Regions from separate parts of the Homo sapiens genome. Here region 2 is linked to region 1. A link is an interaction called in ENCODE POLR2A ChIA-PET data of the cell type or tissue named here. Cell type or tissue: PC-3. All regions are shown on one strand. Each heading gives the region's core, and the rest is flanking DNA. Links, peaks and the distances in the headings are about the cores only.

Evidence for each region. ChIA-PET counts read pairs that join two places held together with the same protein. Peaks named below come from ENCODE experiments on the same cell type or tissue, not always from the same donor. Only the 100,000 strongest peaks of a DNase experiment are listed, where the experiment ranks them.
Region 2: POLR2A ChIA-PET joins it to region 1 with 7 read pairs; 1 of 35 experiments calls an interaction of 5 or more read pairs at or near these places.

What each region holds. Positions count from the first base shown.
Region 1 is chr13:35,892,963-35,897,361 of GRCh38, forward strand. All of the region lies in intron 4 of DCLK1 (doublecortin like kinase 1), which reads right to left. It overlaps LOC105370163 (a long non-coding RNA gene), which reads left to right. Exons shown (of 3, transcript XR_941855.3): 2 at 3,665-3,787. Among named protein-coding and RNA genes, the nearest start is that of LINC00445, 200 kb to the left of the region's middle. RefSeq lists an enhancer at 1-509. In PC-3, for the core only: no CTCF peak of the experiment used is centred there; no DNase peak of the experiment used is centred there; H3K27ac peaks cover 57 bases.
Region 2 is chr13:36,869,188-36,873,586 of GRCh38, forward strand. SMAD9 (SMAD family member 9) reads right to left here. Exons shown (of 7, transcript NM_001127217.3): 3 at 3,471-3,728. Among named protein-coding and RNA genes, the nearest start is that of SMAD9, 49 kb to the right of the region's middle. In PC-3, for the core only: no CTCF peak of the experiment used is centred there; a DNase peak (open chromatin) is centred at 1,944; H3K27ac peaks cover 1,024 bases.

The sequences.
Region 1 (4,399 bases), core at 250-4,249:
GATGGGCTCTGCTCTCCACATGACAGCACACAAACACAAATTGATTTGTTTTCAGCAGTGTTTTTTACACTTTGGCACCTTGCTTTCAGATAGTCAGTGGTGCCTGGACACATAGGCGGAGCCCTGTAGTAATTGTTCAATGAACGGTGAATGAAGAAATGAGACAAAACCAAAGACATCTACCCTATCTGAGTAGTTTCCTTTAAGGTTCTGAACTACTGGGTTCGGGGCAAGGAGTCCAGCAGAGGTGAAGGGGCAAGCAGCTTTCCCAGAAAGATTTGAAATATTCCTGCTGTTGGCTCACAACACCATTCTAAGTTTATTCATTAACTTATCCCCTTGGCAAATATTTTTTGAACATCCACTGTGTGACATACAAAAAAGAATAAAACCCCGTTTCTATCCTTAAAGAACAAAGGCAAGCCATATTAACAACTTTGACAAAGTCATCAATAGCTACCATTTATTGAGCACTTCCTGTGTGCCAGTCACTTACTACTGGTTGAGCATCCCTGACCTGAAAATCCAAAATCTGAAATGCTTCAAAATCCAAAACTTTTTGAGTGCTGACATGATGCCACAAGTGAAAGATTCTGCACCTGACCTCCTGTGACAGGTCACAGTCAAAATGCAGGTACATTGCACAGGTTATTCAGCGTCTCCAAGAGAGTCACTGCACAGTGTCCTACCTTTTAATCAAAACACAGCATGGTAAGTGGAGACTAAAGCCTGCACTGTCTGTTGTTGCTGCTGTTTAACAGCTGATCCAGGTATTCTGTGATGCTGCTGTGCTGCTTAGTTAATCTGCACACATTATTTTTTTCCTGTATTAATGGTGTATCATATTTTTTACTGTTAAGTACTTATGTGTGAATAAGTGCAGGAAAATGATTGCTTATTGGTAGCCTATAAATTCAGAGTCAGTAATGATGGTGATGCCAAATCACCACAGATCATCCACTGGGGTGGCTGAGATAGTGACACCTTTGCTTTCTGATGGTACAACATACATGAACTTTGTATCATGCATACAATTACTATAAAAATAATATAAAATCACCTTCAAGCTTATATGTATAAAGCGTACATGAAACATAAATGAATTTAATATTTAGACTTGGGTCCCATCGCTAAGATATCTCATGTATATGCAAATATTCCAAAATCAAACAAACAAACAAAAAAAAAACAACCAAACCCTTGTATCTGAAATACTTCTGGCCCCAAGCATTTTGGACAGGGATACTCAACGTGTACTTCCCCAACATGCATGACCTTACTATTTAATGCTAAGAGCTAAGCGCAAATGCAGCCCCATTTTAAAGATGAACTTAAGGCTTAGCACGGCAAGGAATTTATCCAGGGGCACACAGCTACACGGCATCTGCGCCAGAACTTGAACTTGGTGCAGTCTGACGCCAGAGCCCAAGCGTGTATTCCCAGGGTGTAACTGGCACCCTACCTAGGAAGGGCTCTCGCAGTGGAGAGGAGGGAGATTACTCCAGCCTGGGAACAGGTGGGAGGAAAGCTAATATGCACTGGGCACCTCGCTCTGCTACACAATCTTATCTTTGAGCAGTGCCTAGAGGCAGGGTGTAAGAGTGTCCTCAAGAAAAAGAGGAAGCAGCATGTGGAAAGACACAAGGCACAGAGGTGCCCAGGGAAGACAACGCCAGAAGGTGCTCAGCGGAGGGGTGGGAGTGAACAGCCCAGTGTGCCATGCTACACAGACACTTCAGCTCTTCCTTGTTGAGAGTCTTCTTCCCTCCTGAGCCCGCCATTAATGTGTAGGCACGAGGAGCAGAGAGGACCAAGAGAAGATGAACAAGAGCTCAGATTCTGGCAGCATTTCATCTCCAAACTCTCACTGACCATGACCTCTATTTTCAAATATTTGGCTGCTGTAATGATGATTAACAAAAGACTGACTCCAAACTGGGGCATGATTACAAAGATAATCATATTCAAGTAGACTTTGATGCACACTTTCCTTTTTCTTTTTGAGACAGGGTCTAGCTCTGTTGCCCAGGCTGGAATGCAGTTGTGTGATCATGGCTCACTGCAACCTCAAACTCCTTGACTCAAGTAATCCTCTAGCCTCCCCAGTAGCTGTGACTATAAGTGTGCAGCACCACATCCAGCTAAGTTTCAAAATTTTTTTGTAGAGGTGGAATGTTGCCATGTTGTTCAGGCTAGTCTCGAACGATCTCAAGCGATTCTCCCACCTTGGCCTCTTAAAGTGCTGGGAGAGGCCAAAGTGCTGGGATTATAGTCATGAGCCGCCACACCTGGTCACTGAATATGTATTTTTCTAACAGGAAAGGTAAAAAAAAAAAAAAATTAGATGAAAATTCACTGGATGGATTTTAAAGTTTCCTTTGGTCATTCAGAATTATTCTTATTATACCTTTAGAAATATGAACAATTGAATACCAGTAGCTGGATGCTTCATGGTTCTTGGGGGCAGCATTTACTTTTAGACTGGTCCCATTTAAATTACATGTAGGTATATTTTTCTACATTGTATCTATTTTAAAGTGCAATATGACATGATGCACACGCTAATCTTATTCCCACTTCTTGGACTGAGTAAATTGTCTTCTGTAAGTGATATCAGAAGTGGCTAATTATGTCTTTGCATTTATGGCATGTGGGTAGCTATCTCTATAAATTATTTTATGACAAGATTTTAGAGAGGAACACAAATAAAGCACCTATTTTATAAAAAAACTAACCATTTTACAGTCATCTTCTTTATAACTCAGTGTTCATATACTATAGCAAAAAAAAACAAAACAAAACAGTAATTGCCTATACTCTATACAGTTGAGAGTAAACGCTCTTTTAGTATAATGAATATATTTTTCAGTGAAAGTAAAATGAATAAATTTTTAATAGAAAAAACTATTACATCTACTACCAACAATATCAAATTTTTAAAAAATTCTACAAACGCCAGATTGATTTTTTTATGATTTTTTTTTTTGTAGTTCACATAAACCTAAAACTCTCTCTAACAAAAATTGCTATTTTTCTCCTCCAAACATTCTTAGAATAATACAAGTAAGGCGCTTTGTTTTGACATCATTATTCAGGAAAACTTCAAGGATGAGATGTTAAACGTATATATGCCCCAAAAGGAAAGTAATATTTTGAATATTTATTTTCAAACAAGGAAGAAAATTGGTAAGATTTGCTGTTAGAACACACAATTTTCAGAGAGACTTTGCTTAGACTGTATATAGAACAACAAAGAAAAGTAAAAGTAAGTGAGGTCTCTAAAATATGCTGTTAGGCCAGGCGTAGTGGCTCACACTTGTAATCCTAGCACTTTGGGAGGCCAAGGAGGGTGGATCACCTGAGGTCAGGAGTTCGAGACCAGCCTGACCAACATGGTGAAATCCTGTTACTACTAAAAATACAAAAATTAGACGGGTATGGTGCATGCGCCTGTAATCCCAGCTACTTGGGAGGCTGAAGCAGGAGAATCGCTTGAACTCGGAAGCCGGAGGTCGCAGTGAGCAAAGATTGCGCCATTGCACCCCAGCCGGGGCAACAAAAGCAAAATTCCACCTCAAAAAAAAAAAAAAAAAAAAAGTTAAAATATGCTGTTAGAACTTGATATATAGAAAAAAAAAAGTAAAGATTTTTTTTTCTTTGAAAGAAAACAGCAAAGTTCGTCTTATTGAGGCATCCAGTAAAGCTCCACAGAGAAATCATTCCCTCGTGTCTCTTCTGCACTCGGCCTTGGCAGGATAAGATGAAGAGGACGCAGTCCCTACCTCAGGTAAACCTTTAGAGGGGAGGGAGAGACAACTCCACCCTCAGATCATTCCAACATAAGGTGCTAAGTATGCTGGGGTAGAAGACAGAGGTGTGTGGAGGGGGCTCTAGATGCTCAGAAAACGGACATTTAACCCATCTTGAGGGTTGTGAGTGTGGAGGCTCATAGCACAGGGAACACTTGCGGTGCACCTTAGAGAATGTGCAGAGATAAACTAGGTGAAGAGAAGAGCAGGTGCCCCAGGCTACAGGACAGCATGGTCCAGGGCAGGAGAGGTCTAAGGCAGAACAGAGAGTGTGGGAAGGAGAACTGCCAGCCATTCTTCATTATCGGGCCATTGAATTAGAACAGAAGATGAATCAAGAGGATTCTGGAGTGGCAGATAAGGACCAGATGATGTAGGGTATTTGGGACCATTTAAAGAGGATGGGAGAAGGGTGGTAAGGAGGCTCCTTACTCAACAAAATATTTTAAAAGAATAAGTAAGACTTGATCTAAAACGATTTGCCTTTTAGAGAGAACACTGGGAGGCAATGTGGAGGATGGAGCTGAGGAGTGCAAGGTTGCAGGCAAGGAAACCAGACAGGGGCCTGTGCTGTGCTAGGGAAGTGAGGA
Region 2 (4,399 bases), core at 222-4,221, 980 kb after region 1:
TGGTGATGGTTGCACAACATTATGAATGCACCTAATGCCATCAGATTGTACTTTTTTTTTTTTTTAATAGTCCTCACCAGGCTAGAGTGCAGTGGCACAATCTCAGCTCACTGCAGCCTCCGACTCCTGGATTCAAGCGATTCTCGTGCCTCAGTCTCCGGAGTAGCTGAATTACAGACATGCACCACCACGCCCAGCTAACTTTTGTATTTTTAGTAGAGACAGGGTTTCACCATGTTGGCCAGGCTGGTCTCAAACTGCTGACCTCAAGTGATCCGCCTGCCTAAGCCTCCCAAAGTGCTGGGATTACAGGCGGGAGCCACTGCACCCGGCTAGACTGTACTCTTAAAAATGGTTAAAATGGGCTGGGTGCAGTGGAGCATGCCTATAATCCCAGCACTTTCGGAGGCCGAGGCGGGTGGATCACCTGAGGTCAGGAGTTCATGACCAGCCTAACATGGTGAAACCCCGTCTCTACTAAATACAAAAAAATTAGCCGGGTGTGGTGGCACATGTCTGTAATCCGAGGTACTTGGAAGGCTGAGGCAGGAGAATGGCTTGTACCTGGGAGGTGGAGGTTGCAGTGAGCCGAGATTGTGCCATTGCACTCCAGCCTGGGCAACAAGAGCAAAACTCCATCTCAAAAAAAAAAAATGGTTAAACAAATTTTGTGTTAGATATATTTCACCACTACTTGAAAAAAATTAACATATGAGAAACCACTGAATTGTACATTTGAAATGGGTGGTTGTATGGTATGTGAATTATACCTCAATAGAGCTTTTTAAAAAATTTAGAGGCTGAACCAGTAAATCGCAAAGGTTCCTTTTACTCTTGTTTATCTACAGGTCTGTTACTCAGGTTGGCATTTTGCTGTTAATCATTCAGACAAGAATTATTTTCTTTGAAGTGAAAAGGGCTATGCCTTCTGTGAGAAACTAACCAGCTTCTGCATCACTGTTGGTGTCTGTCCTGCTTGGGTGGGAAGAGTAAAAAGAACATCAACCTGTCAGAGTAACCAGGGCAGGAATTCAAAGTCAGCACAGGAAGTCTTTGTAGCATAGAGGTGTGTTAGGTAAATATATATTTTGCAACACTATTATCCTCCTGTTCCTTAACCAAGGTTCTGTCCTCAAATGACTTCTCTTTCTGTTGTATTTCTTCTTTCTCAGTGAACTCAGCCACTTGCAAAACTTCAACCATCTGCTCCTACACTGAGTTAATGACTCTCAAGCTACCCTCCAGCATCTCTGCCTTCACCCTACAGTAAGTCCTGTTGGACCTCCCTCCCCCAATTCACTGCCCTCTTTCCAACCCCATATCCCTGTTTTAGTTCAACTCCTTATAATCACTTGCCTGGACTGCTACAGGCTACCTGTATGTGATGGCTCTCAATAGCTACTGACTCCTGAAGGTCAGAGACCACAGTAGTCCCCCCTTCTCCACCAGAGATACAGTCCGAGACCCCCAGTGGCTACCTGAAGTTGTGGCTAGTACAGAATACCACATATACTATGTTTTTTTTCCTATACATACCTGTGATAAAGTTTAATTTATAAATTAAACACAGTAAGAGATTAGGAACAGTAACTAATAATAAAGTAAAACAACTAGAACAATATGCCAGCATCACTACTCTTGCACTCTGTGGTCACTATTAAATCAGAGTGACCTCAACAGTAGATCTGATCACAGAGACAGCTACTAATTGACTCACAGGTGGATAGCATCTACAACGTGGATGCGCTGGGCAATGGAATGATTCAGAACCTGGATAGGATGGCACGAAGTTTCATCCCCACATACAATTTAAAATTTATGAACTGTTTATTTCTGGAATTTTCCATCCAGTATTTTCAGGCTGCAACTGACCTCTGGTAGCTGAAACCTCAGATAAGGGGGGACAACTACACCGTCTTAATCATCACTGCACCTCTAGCACTGGCCCAGTGCCAGACACTTAGCAGGTGCTCAGTCATCACTTACTGAGTCAATAAAACCTGTGCCTATGGTCTGGAGCTCCATGTCCATGTTCTAATGCCTGTGTGGGCTGGGTGCAGTGGCTCCTGCCTGTAATCTCAGCACTTTGGGAGGCCGAGGTGGGCAGATCACCTGAGGTCAGGAGTTCGAGACCAGCCTGGCCAACATGGTGAAACCCCGTCTCTACTAAAAATGCAAAAACTAGCTGGGCATGGTGGTACACCCCTGCAATCCCAGCTATTTGGGAGACTGAGGTGGGAGAATTGCTTGAACCTGGGAGGCAGAGACTGCAGTAAGCCAGGATCATGCCACTGCACTCCAACCTGGGTGACAGAGCAAGACTCCGTCTCAAAATAAAAAATAAAAAATAAAAATAAATAAACGCCTGTGTAGTAATTTATTTATTCAATAAGCAACTGATGAGCAACCACTGCATTTCAGGCTCTGTGCTAGACATAGAAAAAAGAAGGCTCGCTGTTCAATGGGGAAAATAGACACACAGGAATTATATAATATAGTGCAACAAATATAATAGATGCTTATGTAACTTGCTGAGGAGCAAAAGGAACTAAGTAACTGAGAGGTGAAGAGGCAATTCCCTCTTTATCTTCCCACATCGTAGGGACAATTTTTATTAACCTTTTAATTCCCCTTTCAGCAATCCTAAGGCAATGCTTGCATATAGTAAGAGTTTAATAAATATCCATTAAATAAATGATTATAGGAATAAATGAATGAGGCAGATTGTAACATCTGGCACCAAATGTATTTATGCATGCCTTTAGGAACTTGTCAGCTCCGCACAGTATTTATCTCACACTCACAAAGTGCATATGTATCTTTTATTCATTATCTCAACTTAGATCCACTTTACAGGTATGGTAGCAAGAGCAATTATGACAGCATGCTAGAGGCTCCCTTTCCCTTCCATATGCTTTCTCAATTCAGCAAACTGAAGAGCTCTATATTTAAGATGCTGTCCTGGCTTCACATGGCAGAAAGGGATAATGCACTGGCTGGAGCTGGGGCTTCACTTTCTGCCTCACTCAAAGGATGCAGGCATATGTTTTAGGCAAGGGCTTCCTTTGATTGTTGAAAGAGGCAACCAAGGTAAAGGCCTAGCATTGATCTTCCATGTTGCTTGTCCTCAGGCCAAGTCTTCTGCTTGGATTACAGAAGTCTTTTCATCTTATTTCTACTGCCTTAAAAAAAAAAATCCTTGGAAATTCCCAGGGATACTATTCAAATCCATTTAGTTTCTGAGAGCTTCCAGAGCATTAGAACTAAAACTAGAGGAAAAACATGTTCTATCTCCAGGGTAACTGCTTCAAAATAGGTATAGTCCTAATCATTTTAAGGCTGATTGCTTTGTAAACTGTTTATACTATATGAATGACAGTTACAATGACTGTCATTGTGACTGTTCATCATAAATCATGATGTTGGGCTTATTTTCCCGTATTTCCCCACAGACCATAGTTCTTACTGACCTGAGTGTTGATAGGGACTCTCTGGCTCAGAAGGACTTCCTGGGGAGTGAGGGTAGCTGGCCGTGCACGGGGACTGGGAGAACGCGTGGCTGGGTGAGGGAGGGAGTGCAGAGCACGGAGGCTGCTGGAAAGAGTCAGGATAGGTGGCGTTGTGTGGCATGAGTGGCTCACTGTGCAGGGAGGCGCTGCGGAACTTGGCCAGGAGGCTGAGCTGGGGGTTATATTCACTGTGTCTTGGCACGAGCACAGGAGGCAGTACTAGGATCAGAAAGGAACAAGGCAGTTAGAATTGAACATTGCTCATCAGTACACAACAGAGTGGATACTTGCTGTTCTTATCTATTTTTTGTTTATGATAGAGCTGTTTTTCCCCTTGGGAACTACTCCCATTAGTCTTTGTGCTCATCATAAAACTGTCGATTAAGTCCCCATCTCCACCTAAGAAGCAAGCATGTGAGTAAGCTAAGGTAACAGTCTTCTCCTTGTAACCGGAATCTTAAGCAGAATGTCATAATTCACAAAAGCATTTGGAGAAGGATCTTTCTAGTGTCAGCACTCTAAAGAGACCTGCTCTTTATTCCTACCTTGGAAATGACCAGAGCTGTCCTAATACCTGGCCTTCTGGCAACCTGATTGTTACGTCTTTCTTTAATTCTGCCAAATAAGTCTTTTTTTCCCCCAAGGCAAAATCAGTTTCTCTTGCTTGCAATGAAACCCTAAGTGATCCCCAGAATATTTTTCCTTCAGAGATCATGTTGAATTATTTAGATGACCAGACTCAATTTCAGGTTCAGTAGTGCCACTGAAATAAAAACATTCTATGTGTCCTTAATGGAAAGATTTCAAGGTGAGTAATTAAAAGTTATTAAGTAAAACACAAACGGTGAATAATAATAAAAGTGACTAAGTAAAAGATGAGCAGCAGCAGG